Regions from separate parts of the Homo sapiens genome. Here region 1 is linked to region 2. The links are chromatin contacts, found by Hi-C or POLR2A ChIA-PET in ENCODE. All regions are on one chromosome and are shown on one strand. Each heading gives the region's core, a stretch centred on a gene start or an enhancer-like site at or near the end of the contact. The rest is flanking DNA. Distances are from core to core; before and after follow the strand shown.

What was found. Hi-C counts contacts between places; a loop is a spot of excess contacts on that map. ChIA-PET counts read pairs that join two places held with the same protein, here RNA polymerase II (POLR2A). Pooled maps may share reads with other maps.
Region 1: a pooled map shows a loop between it and region 2 (4-fold over the local background). The contact joins two enhancer-like sites. A Hi-C loop is called at or near these places in 4 of 50 pooled maps. POLR2A ChIA-PET finds 5 or more read pairs at or near these places in 2 of 52 experiments (PC-9 and activated T-cell).

What each region holds. Positions count from the first base shown.
Region 1 is chr10:30,415,192-30,421,669 of GRCh38, reverse strand. No RefSeq gene overlaps it. Among named protein-coding and RNA genes, the nearest start is that of MAP3K8, 16 kb to the left of the region's middle. RefSeq lists enhancers at 2,842-2,911, 2,952-3,071. Within about 2 kb of position 2,774, at least 9 of the 41 ENCODE cell types and tissues checked have a DNase peak (open chromatin) inside an H3K27ac peak, as active enhancers do; they include PC-9, where a contact is called at or near this core.
Region 2 is chr10:29,655,490-29,661,079 of GRCh38, reverse strand. It overlaps a transcript of SVIL not described here. Among named protein-coding and RNA genes, the nearest start is that of SVIL, 23 kb to the right of the region's middle. RefSeq lists an enhancer at 1,345-2,544. Within about 2 kb of position 1,364, at least 25 of the 41 ENCODE cell types and tissues checked have a DNase peak (open chromatin) inside an H3K27ac peak, as active enhancers do; they include PC-9, where a contact is called at or near this core.

The DNA of each region.
Region 1 (6,478 bases), core at 1,525-4,024, 760 kb before region 2:
AGGTTTCACCATGTTGGCCAGGCTGGTCTCAAACTCCTGACCTCATGATCCACCCACCTTGGCCTCCCAAAGTGTTGGGATTACAGGCATGAGCCACCATGCCCGGTTAATTTTTGTATTTTTAGTAGAGATGGAGTTTCACCATGTTGGCCAGGCTGGTCTCCAATTCCTGACCTCAGGTGATCCATCCGCCTTGGCCTCCAGAAGTGCTGGGATTACAGGCGTGAACCACCGTGCCCAGCCCCCTGGCCCTTTTCTAATGTTTAATAGCATATCTGCCTATCTTACTTCTATCTGTGTAGCAAAATCACAGGCAATAAATGGTGACTGTGGCCTCAATTCATTAGTTGTTACTGTAGCTCCATCCTTATTCCAACAACATAATCGAGGGAAGAGGAGATTATCCGTCACCTGTCTTGAGGGGCAGGCTGTCGCCTTAGGATAGTCCCTTATGGGCATGGCCAGCCTGTCACAGGGGGGCACATTCACTCAGAATCTTAACTCCATGCTGATGATGGCTTGGTTTTAGGACCAGTGATTCTCATTTGCCTTATAAGTATCACCTAGGAAATTCTCATTCAGTAGAGGTAGGCTTGGGCCCCTGAAATCTGAACTTCAGAAAGCAAGAAGGGACTGTTCCTTGGAAATACTAACCAAGTGAAAAGAACACTTTTTAAATTCAAATCTCTGCTTCCCCATTTTCTGTCCATGTGACCTTGGGCAAGTCACTTAAACTCGTAGAGCTTTGGTTTCTTTATTATATAATGGAAAAAAGAAAAGCTATCTTGTTTTCATTTTACTTTTCATAATATCAAAACCTCTTAACCTACAGCTCTAACCATAGGAGAAAAGTGAAATCATGTATTGCATGTATTTATACTGTACTAAAATGTTTTTGAAAAACATACTTTCATTTACTCAGTTAATATCCCTGATGCAGTGACCCTGAAAGTTGCTGTTACAAGGCTTGTTTTGTATTTGAGGGATCTGAAATTTGGAGATTAGTAACTTGTCCAAGATCACTCAGATAATACACATGGCCAAAATTCTAACTCAAATATATTGCCTTCAAAATTATATAGCCATTAGGTTACTATATTCTTGGACTTCGCAGGTGCTAAGTCACCCACTCATTCAAGAGACACTTACGCACATCAGTGGGCCCCAGGGATTGCTATAGGTATTGGAGGTACAGCCCACATTACTCATGGGCTGCTGTCAACCATGAAGCCACTGGCCAGTCCCCCTCACTTATGCATGCAGCCCTCAGTTGACACCAAGTTGCCTCCCACATCCTTGTTTGCCTGAAACCCACCACCATGAGTGGTTCTAGCTAAGTCAACTGCTGCCCAGTTGGGTCCCCCAGTTTTATCCCTCAGATCCAAGATTCACAGAGCATAGTCTGGGTGCAGAGACCTCCTGGCAGAAGGAGATACTGGAATATTGAGATGTACCTTCTTGGCTCTAGTTAGTTACATTTGGGGAAACTTCAGATGCTCCCCATCCTGATGCACAGATTATAGCTCTAACTGCTCTCAGAAGAACAGCAAATTAGAGAGCATACCAAGAGTTTATACTTTTTAAAAGCTTAAATCTGATTTCAAAACAATTCCTGTTTACTAAAGACTTGCTAGAAAATAGGGATAATGAAATTTACCCACCAATCCCAACACTCAGATCAACAATAATTGCTGTCAACATTTTAGTGAACATCGTTCTGATTTTGTAAAGCACAGATATTAAGATTTTGTAACCTTTATCTCTGGCACCTGCTTCTAAAATCAGCTTTGCAAGTGAGAAGAAAAGAATAACCACTATATCGTTTAAAAGACAATTCTGCTCCTTTATCCGTTCATGCAACAAATATTTGAGTGTGTAGTATATGCCAGTCACAGTTTTAGGTGCTGGGGAGCAGCAGTGCACAAAACTCAATGGCCTTCATGGAGTCTAGAGTTTTGTCAGGGAGAGAGAGACACTGAACAAATAAATAAATACACATAAGTGCACAATTTATGACACGTTTCAAGAGGAAATGAACAAGGTGAAGGAAGTGAATGGGATGGGGAGAGATACTTTGGGACTAGAACTTACTTAGGTCAGGGAGAATATTTCTGAGACTGTGACGCTCACATAAACATAATGTTCTAGATTATAGCAGCCTGGTATAAGTCAAAAGTCACTGTGGATGAATAAACATTTGTCACTTAAGTCCGTGTTTCAATTTTGTTATTAATTGATATGGACAGATCTTGCCACTGCATTCTAGCCTGGGCAACAGAGCAAGACTCGGTCTCAAAAAAAAAAAGAAAAGAAAATAATATTATAAAGAAATGTTGCTTTACATAGTCCCCATAAATACACCATAATCAAATACAATCAATTACACAGTATTTGAACCTGTTTTAGTCCCTGGTGGAAAGTCTGAGGTAAAAGAAAAAAATATGGGCTTTAGTGTTATATAACATCCAGATGCCAATTTTTTTCTTTTTTGGCCTGATACTAGCTGTTGATTTAGAAAAGCTATTTAATCCCTTTGAGCTTTACTTTCCTTGATTATAGGAAAAAAAAAAAGGCATAAATAGAGTGAAAAAAGTTAACCTTCTTGATGCCAGAGAAATAGAGTAGCGCTTGGTGGTGGATGGGTTTTTCTTTCAACTCAATAGGGCTCTGTTAGTAACAGAAACCCCGCATGGAGGTTTCTCCAGTGCCTGGAGAAACCTGGGTAACCGACTCAGCAGGTTGAAGCCTTATCACTGTGGCTTTTCTTTTTAAGATATGGAAACTTCCGGTTTCCTTTTGTGCCTCTTTTATTTCACTTACTTTATTGCATCACAAGCTATGTGGTAGTGGTTTCATTTTTACCATGTGAACTGGATTATCCCACTGCAAATCTCCCTTGAGTTCTTGGAAAAATATCTAACATTGATAAGAAACAGGAAAATTTTAAGAAAATACCCAACTAAGGAACTATTGAATGTTTGACATAGTTTGCAGAGGCTTTAGGAGATCTTAACAGGTTCTTTTTTTCTTTCTTTTCTTTTCTTTTGAGACAGGGTCTCCCTCTGTCATCCAGGCTGGAGTATAGTGGCACAATCCCGGGTCACTGCAACCTCCACCTCCAGGGTTCAAGCGATTCTCCCGCCTCAGCCTCCTGAGTCGCTGGAATTACAGTGTGCGCCACCACAGCCTGGCTAATTCTTGTACTTTTAGTAGAGACGGGGTTTCACCATTTTGGTCAGGCTGATTTCAAACTGCTGACCTCAGGTGATCTGCCCACCTTGGCCTCCCAAAGTGCCGGGATTACAGGCCTGAGTCACCTCCCCTGGCAACAGTTTCTTTCTTTCTTTTTTACTTTCTCTCTTTCTTTCTTTCTTTCTTTCTTTCTTTCTTTCTTTCTTTCTTTCTTTCTTTCTTTCTTTCTTTCTTTCTCTTTCTTTCTTTCCTTCTTTCTTTCTTTCTTTCCTTCCTTTTTTCCTTCCTTCCTTTCTCTTTCTTCCCTCTTTCTTTCCCTCCCTCCCTCCCTTCCTTCCTTCTTTCTTTTTTATTTTTGAGACAGAGTTTAGCTCTGTCACCCAGGTTAGAGTGCAGTGGCGTGATCTTGGCTCACTGCAACCTGCACCTCCTGGATTCAAGCGATTCTCCTACCTCAGCCTCCTGAGTAGCTGGGATTACAAGCGCCTGCCACCATGCCCCACTAATTTTTTTTCTTTTAGTAGAGATGGGGTTTCACCATGTTGGACAAGTTTGTCTTGGACTTCTGACCTCTAGTGATCTGCCTGCCTCGGCCTCCCAAAGTGCTGGGATTACAGGTGTGAGCCACCATGCCCAGCTAACAGTTTCTTTAGAAAGGTCAGTTTAAAGGCCTGTTTTTGTGTCTCAGGGAACTACATGGAGTGTTTGTTTTTTAATACACTGGGACAAAGAAGAGCAAGCCTAGTGTTTAATGTCCTGAGCCTTTAGCTATGTGGCTGCCCAGGCGGGCTTTTCTTTTCCTAACCCAGCTGGATTGCCATAGACCAACGAGAAGTGGCTTGACCCAGGAAGAAAACATGGGTTCTATCCCCAGGAGTGGAGTCAGAGTATTTCCCAGATGCTGGTCCCCATCCAACTAGAGGCTGTTTCCTCTGCCTTGCAACCACTGGCAGGTACAGGCACTTCTGCCCACAAGACAGTCTGGCAGCAGTAGCATTTCCTAAGAGATCCAGTGACAGATGGCTCTGACAGGATACAACAGCCTGCAGAGGAAAGAAACACGGGACAGCAATCTCTCTTGTCTCTTGTCTCTTCCAAGGACACTTTTCTTCCTTTCTTATTCTGAAGAAAAGAAGACATGAGTTAGTACTAAATGTGGCAGGAATAGTGGGCCAGGCGCGGTGGCTCACTCCTGTAGTCCTAGCACTTTGAGAGGCCAAGTGGGGAGGATTGCTTGAGCCCAGGAGTTCAAGACCAGCCTGGGCAACATAGGGAGACGCTGTATCTACAAATAAATAAATAAATAAATAAAATTAGCTGGGCATGGTGGCATCCACCTGTAGTGCCAACTACTCTTGAGGCCGAGATGAGGGGATGGATCACTTAAGCCTGGGAGCTCCAGACTGCACTGCACTCCAGCCTGGGCAACAGAGTCAGACCCCATCTCAAACAAACAAACAAACAAAATAATAGAAATGAGTAATGCTGTACTTGTATGAGTGACTGTGCATCTGAATTCATGGAATTATTGGGGTCTAAGTTCATAGAACTCATTACTAAAGAGGGGATCACAGTTGAAAATCACATGTAAGTAAATTAATAAAAGTCTCTGAAATCTAAGTCAAAAATTAATATGGAAGCAAGCATAGAAAAAAAGCATCCACTTGGTCTGCATGGAGAAAAGTGCTTAACTCCAGCAATAACTGGATTTGATGAGATGTTTTTCATGTGGTAAAACATACTCTTTAGCGCTGTGCGTTATGGCTCATGCCTGTAATTTTAGCACGTTGGGAGGCTGAGGCAGAAGGATCCCTTGAGCCCAGGAGTTCGAGGCCAGCCTGGGCAACATAGGTAGACCTTGTCTCTATAAAAATAAAATAATAAAATAAAATGAAATAAAATGAAAAAAGAAGACCATATCCTTTTCAGAAAATTAAATACAAAGAGTAGGTGTGGTGGATCATGCCTATAATCCCAGCACTTTGGGAAGCCAAGACTGGAAGATCTCTTGAGCTCTAGAGTTTGATACCAGCCTGGGAAACATGGAGACAATCTGTCTCTACATAAAATACAAAAACTAGCCAGGTATGGAGGCTCGCTACTTGGGAGGCTGACGGGGGAGGACCGCTTGAACCCAGGAGTTTAAAGCTGCAGTGAGCTGTGTTCACACCATTGCACTCCAGCCTGGGTGACAGAGTGAAACTCTGTTTCAAAAAAAGAGAGAAAGAAAAGTAAATTAAAAAGTAAATCTAGAATTCCATGAATTATTGGCACACATCCAGTGATGGTCTTCAGTAATGGTTCTCATGCTTTAGCTAAAACCATTTATAAATGCTAAACCTTGTTTTAAAAAAAATACAGATTCCTGAATCGCACTTCTAGATATTCTGATGAAGTAATTCTAAGGGTGCAGCCCAGAAATCTATATTTTAGTAAGCTCACCAAATACTTCTGACTCACGAATCAGTTCCCTGGACCAACTTTAGAAACTATAGTCTCCCAAAAACAGAAAGAAAACTTACTTGGGAATACACAAAGCCAAACTGCAAGAACATTAGTGTCAGATTCCAAAATCCAATGTTCACACTTTAAAACATTTGCCTATGGGCACTGGTACATGACTTTCAGTCTCACTGATTCTTCATGGTCTCCATAGCAACAACGGCTTAGAAAAAGAAATCACAGAGGAAATAAGAAAATTGTTAATGCTACTTCTTTTTTTTTTTCTTTGAGATGGAGTTTCGCTCTGTCGCCCAAGCTGGAGTGCAGTGGCGTGATCTTGGTTCAGTGCAACCTCTGCCTCCTGGGTTTAAGTGATTCTCGTGCCTCAGACTCCCGAGTAGCTGGGATTACAGGTGCGTACCACCACACCTGGCTAATTTTTGTATTTTCAGTAGAGACGGGGTTTTGCCATGTTGGCCAGGCTGGTCTCGAACTCCTGGTCTCAAGTGATCCCCCTGGCTTAGCCTCCCAAAGTGCTGAGATTACAGACAGGTGTGAGCCACCACACCTGGCCAAAATAATGAAGTGTTTCATAATGATGATTTCTTACGCTAGATAAAATATTCTATTACTACCTGTATCCTAGGGTTTTGTGGGTGTTAACTGAGCCAATATACCTAAAATGCTTAGAACTATAAGTGGCTAATATTAATATTAATCACTTAATAAATGTAATATGTTAGCTGGGCATGGTGGCATGTATGTAGCTCCAGCTACTCTGGAGGCTATGGCAGGAGGATCACTTGAGCCCAAGAGTCTTAGGCCACAGTGACCTATGATTGTG
Region 2 (5,590 bases), core at 115-2,614:
TTCTCCTGCCTCAGCCTTCCGAATAGCTGGGACTACAGGCATGTGCCACCACACCTGGCTAATTTTTGTATTTTTAGTAGAGACGGGGTTTCACCATGTTGGCCAGGATGGTCTTGATCTCTTGACCTCATGATCCTCCCATCTCAGCCTCGCAGAGTGCTGGGATTACAGGCGTGAGGCACCACACCCGGCCCAGGCACAGGCTTTTTAAACTCCTTCTTTGTCCCTGAGCTCATGATTTCACTGCAGATTTTCTTCTATCTGGACTCACAGTTGTAGAGCCCCAAGGCGATTGCTGTGCACACTATGAGTTTGAGAGCCCATGCTCCAGAGGTCAGGAGGGGAATGAGCCAGGGGAAGACGTGAGCGTCTGGGCAGAGATTAGCACTCTCTTTAAGAAGAGGGAGGGATGAGAATGTTTCTATTCTGCCCTTTCTTCTTGGCTTCTTGTGATTCTCTTGGCCCGTTCCCCCCACCAGAATTTTGCTCTGTGGCCTAGGCTGGAGTGCAGTGGTGAGACCATGGCTCACTGCAGCCTCCACCTCCCAGGCTCAAGCGATCCTCCCACCTCAGCCTCCCTAGTAGCTGGGAGGTGTGCAACACCATGCCTGGCTAATTTTTTATATTTTTTGTAAACACAGGGTCTTGCTATGTTGCCCAGGCTGGTCTCAAATTCCTGGGCTCAATTGATCCTCTCACTTTGGCCTCCTAAAGTGCTGGAACAATAGGTATGAGCCACCCCACCCTGCCTTTTTAATTTTTTTTTTGAGTCAAGCAAGGTGTTGCTTTGTTGCCCGAGCTGGAGCGCAGTGGTACAATCGTAGCTCACTGTAACCTGCAACTCCTGGGCCCAAACAATCTTTCTTCCTCAGCCTGTTGGGTAGCTGGGACCATAGGCAGGCCCAGCTAATTTTTAATTTTTTTGTAGAGACAAGGTCTCACTGTATTGCCCAGCTTAGTCTTGAACTCCTGGCCTCAAGCCATCCTCCTGCCTCAGCCTCCCAAAGTGCTGGGATTACAGACATGAGCCACTGTGCCCAGCCCCTGTTTTCTTTTTGAGTAGTTTTCTTTTTCTTTCTTTTGTGGCTGGTTCAATAAGAGGGTCTCCTTTTCCTAAGCAGGCAAAGGATTTTTTAAACCAGTTTGGAGCCCTAAGGAGGAGTCCCAGGGGAAAAAGAGAGGCTTACATTGATCTAGCCCAGTTCTCAAGGCATCAAAGCTTTTTAGTAATAAAGAGATTTGTGGAGGAAAGGGAAAATGATTTTTTTTATTGTTGGAACAAAAAACGGTCTGCTTAAACCCAATAATTTGTCTGTGTTTACCGCAACCATCTCTGTGGCTTACAAGAATGAGTTCATGACTGTCTGAATTCCACCAGGCAGTGGTGACAATAATTTATTTTTTAACCTTGTGGGAACTTCACATGGGCTGACTCCCCTTTGACCCCGCACCCATCACAAGATGATTTTTTCCTAGAAGTTGCCTCTGGGGCTGGGCTTCTGGAGATGAACCCCATTCTCTCTATGCTGGATAAACCAGGCTTCTGACATCCTTCCTGTGGAATATTTATAAAAATGAGCGCCAAGGAATTCAGCTGTGGTTTCTTGCAATGCCTGGTGTGGTGCCAGCTGTTGCCCAGTTCAGAGCCCTCTGTGCTTGAGTGAATTCTTTTCTGACTTTTTCCGGCGGTAAGAATACAAGGAAGTGCTGAGTAGACAACAGAGAGGAGATGAGAAGATGGAACTCAATAGCCTAAGACAAAAGACTTCCCAAAGCCACGCTTGTTAACCACTAACCAGCTGATAAACGAGGGGCTTTCCTCTGTAGTCTGGGATTGCAGGGCTGGAGCCTTCTGTGTTGGGGACCTCTCCCAGGCTGAGTCATTAAGAACCACACAGAGTGTCAACCCTCGAGTCTAAAGAATGACTCTGTAACCTTGTGAGTCATCTTTCATACAAATTGCACCTCGTCAGGCAAACCACAAGGGGAAATGCATGTTTGCCTTAATTCTACTCTGGTACATTCTAGCATAGGTGGGGTTTCCCCTCACTCTTTGAGGAAAATAAATGCAGAGATTGTCTCTGCCTGGAATGCTTGACATAGACCAAGTCATAGCCAAATCACTCACCCTGATGCCTTCGGTGAGTTATTCCAGTCTCCTAACTCTCCACCCAGCATGTCTTTTTCTGTGGAATTGGGTCTTTGTTAGTTCCATCCAACTTCGTGATGAATTTCAACCCATTTCTTATTTTCTCAGTTGTCCCTTTGTGGCAAGGCTGCTGTTCCCAAGCCTCCATATTTGTTCTTTTGTTTTTAATTTTTTTAAAGACAGGGTCTTCCTTGTTGCCCAGGCTGAAGTACAGTGATCCAAACATGGCTCACTGCAGCCTTAACCTCCTGGACTCAAGTGATCCTCCTGCCTTGGCCTCCCATGTAGCTGGGAGCACAGGAGCACACCTCCACGCTCAGCTAATTTGTTCAATTTTTTGTATAGACAGGGTTTCACTTTGTTGCAGACTGGTCTTGAACTCCTGGCCTCAAGCAGTCCTCCCACTTCAACCTTCCAAAGTGCCAGGATTACAGGTGGGAGCCACCATGCCTGGCCATCCCTATATTTGGATCTGATTTTAAATTTGAATTTAGAAAGTACTCATATTTACCAAAAATGATTCTTGCTTATAGACCAAATAATACAATTTTAGTCCTCCCAGAAAAATAAGAGCTTTGGAGAACCATTGCATAGAAATGACTTTATTCACTGAGTTTACGATGAATGGGAAAAATGCATTCTTTTATTGAGCACTTTTTATAAGAGGTTTAAAAAGATACTTTAACCACTGCCTGTAATCTGTAGTTGCTGATGTTGATGAGTATTTGAAAGGGAAAAAGCTCTTTGGAGGCAGCAGATTAATCACAGCAGAGTATCCAGTTTCATTCGTACGTGTGGTTGTCTTGTATTGTTTGCTATTTTCTTTCTCAGATTTTTCAGTAGAGACTTTGTCCTTTTTCAGAGAGAGTTCAAGTGGATGGCCTTGAGGACTTGAAAAGCTGAGATATGATGATTTTGAAGTCATTTCACATCGAAGCCATGATTTAAATATCGGCGTTAAGGTAAGTATTGAGGAAAGAAATATGACACTTTTGTGGTTAACACATTATTGGCTTTGCTTGCACTGTTAGAAGAGATTAAAGCACATTGTGAAGGGTGATTTTGTTTGAATCATGTTCAACAAACCAGAGCTCGAAGAAGATTAAAGCGGCCTCTGTGATGCGGTGTGGAACCATAGACATACAGGAGAGCTGAGCCACTGTGATGGTTGGAAATGTCTTCATTTTTCCTCGATGGTCATGTGTCCCAGTGTGCCCTTTATGAACTTCAGGAAAGAACAGGAAAGCTTACAGCTGTGGTTTTCTTTCTGAGCTGAGCCGTGGCTATTAGGGAGCTTTCGGGGAGTGTGAATTAGATAGGACCTTTACATAGGAGCAGAGCCAGCCAAAGGAGTGAGAACAGGAGCACCCTTCTGGAAACTGTGCTATTTGACCTGCCTCTCTGGAGCAGGAGTTCTCAAAGTGTGTTCCCTGGAACACAGCTCCCTACACCACTAATACAGTGGGGACCTGGGTCAGAGGATGGGTCTATGCCTAAGTGCGTTTGGAAAGCATTGGATTAAAGTTAAATGACCTTCTTCAAAACTAATGAGCTTTGTGAATCTTGATGGGTGTGAGTAGTGGGCAGTGCTCACCAGAGTTCCATGGAACTATTTTCTTGTGAGGCATCTTAAGACCAGTGTTCCATTTGTTCATTAAATATTGATTGCGCACCAGCCATGGATGGTGTTAGATGCTAGGGATGCAGCAAAAACTGAGGTTGACAGTGCTCATGTTTAGATAATAAATACATTAACAATTAAGGAAAGGTAATCATTGAGAGACACAATAGCAAATGTTTAAGAGCCTGGTATCTGCAGCTCAGTGGCTTGGGTTTTAATCCTGGGTTTGACACTTAATAAACTGCATGATCTTGGAAAAGACATGTAACCTCTCTTTCAATTTCCTTATGTGTAAGATGCTTATAATAGTATTCACTTTGTAGATACTATTATTGCAAGGACTAAAATTATGAATATGTGCTGGCAAATACCAAACTTTATATTAATACAAGTGTCATCAGAATATGTACATATATTAATAGTAATTGTTACCAAAACACCAGGGGTTCAATCTGGGTCCTGCTGCTCACTGCACAGAAAGCCAATGCCTGAGACAACAAGTGTTGCCAAGGAAGAAGGCTTTAATTGGGTGCTGCAGCCGAGGAGATGGGAGCTCAGTCTCAAATCCATCTCTCTGACTGACCAAAACTGGCTATATAGCAGGGAAGAAATGTAATCATGTGTGGGAAAACAGGAACTCAGAAGGGGCTTGGAAGCAATCATGTTGAATCAGCGTCCACATTTTATTGTCTGGATGTGATCTGGTGAGTTTCATTTCTTTGATACTTTTTTTGAGAGGCCTGAAGGTCATTTCCTGAGGAAGGATCTCAGATAAAACAAATATAAGTTTCAAATGTTAAGACCAGAAAGTTCAATTTCTATGTTTATTTATTCTTTTTTTTAAAAAAAAAAGCTATATGGGACTGTTGGGTTGGTTTCATAATGGCTGAGTACTTTGAAGGTTCTGTGGTTGCATGAATGGAGAAGATAGAGTGATGGGTGGGGACTTTAAAATAGGATGATCCAGGAATGCCCTGAAGTAGAGACTTGTAAGAATGAGAAATAGCAAGTTATGCGGGTGGCATAGAAAAAGCTTCCAGATTGAAAAGCAAAGGCAAAGAGGATGTCTTGTGCAGAGAAAGCATTTGACAAAATCGAATGCCTCTTCATGTTTTTAAAAAAAAAAAAAACACTCACACTCGGCCAGGCACGGTGGCTCACACCTGTAATACCAGCACTTTGGGAGGCCGAGGCAGGCAGATCATGAGGTCAGGAGATCGAGATCATCCTGGCCAACATGGTGAAACCCCATCTCTACTAAAAATACAAAAATTAGCTGGGCGTGGTGCCACATACCTGTAGTCCCAGCTACTCGGGAGGCTGAGGCAGGAGAAGCACCTGAACAGAAGTCTAAGGTTGCAGTGAGCCAAGATCATGCCACTGCACTCCAGTGACAGAGCAAAACTCCAAAAGAAACAGAAAAAAAAAAAAAAAACCCACACATACACACTCAACAGACTAGGAATAGAAGGGAACTTCTTCAACCTGAAAAAGACATCTATGAAGAACCCACAGCTAACATGACACTGAATGGTGAAGGGCTGAAAGCTTTTCTCCTAAGCTCAGAGACAAGACAAGGATATCCATTCTCACCACTTCTGTTCAGTATTTGTGAACAGTAAATTTTAGGTGCTGTGATGGTTAATATTAGGTGTCAACTTGATTGGACTAAGGGAGGCTTAGATGCCTGGTAAAGTATTTTTTCTGGGTGTGTCTCTGAGGGGCTTGCCAGAGGAGATTGACATTTGAGTTGGTGGAGTGGGAGAGGAAGACCCACCCTTGCTGTGGGTGGGCACCATCCAGTCAGCTGCCCAGCATGG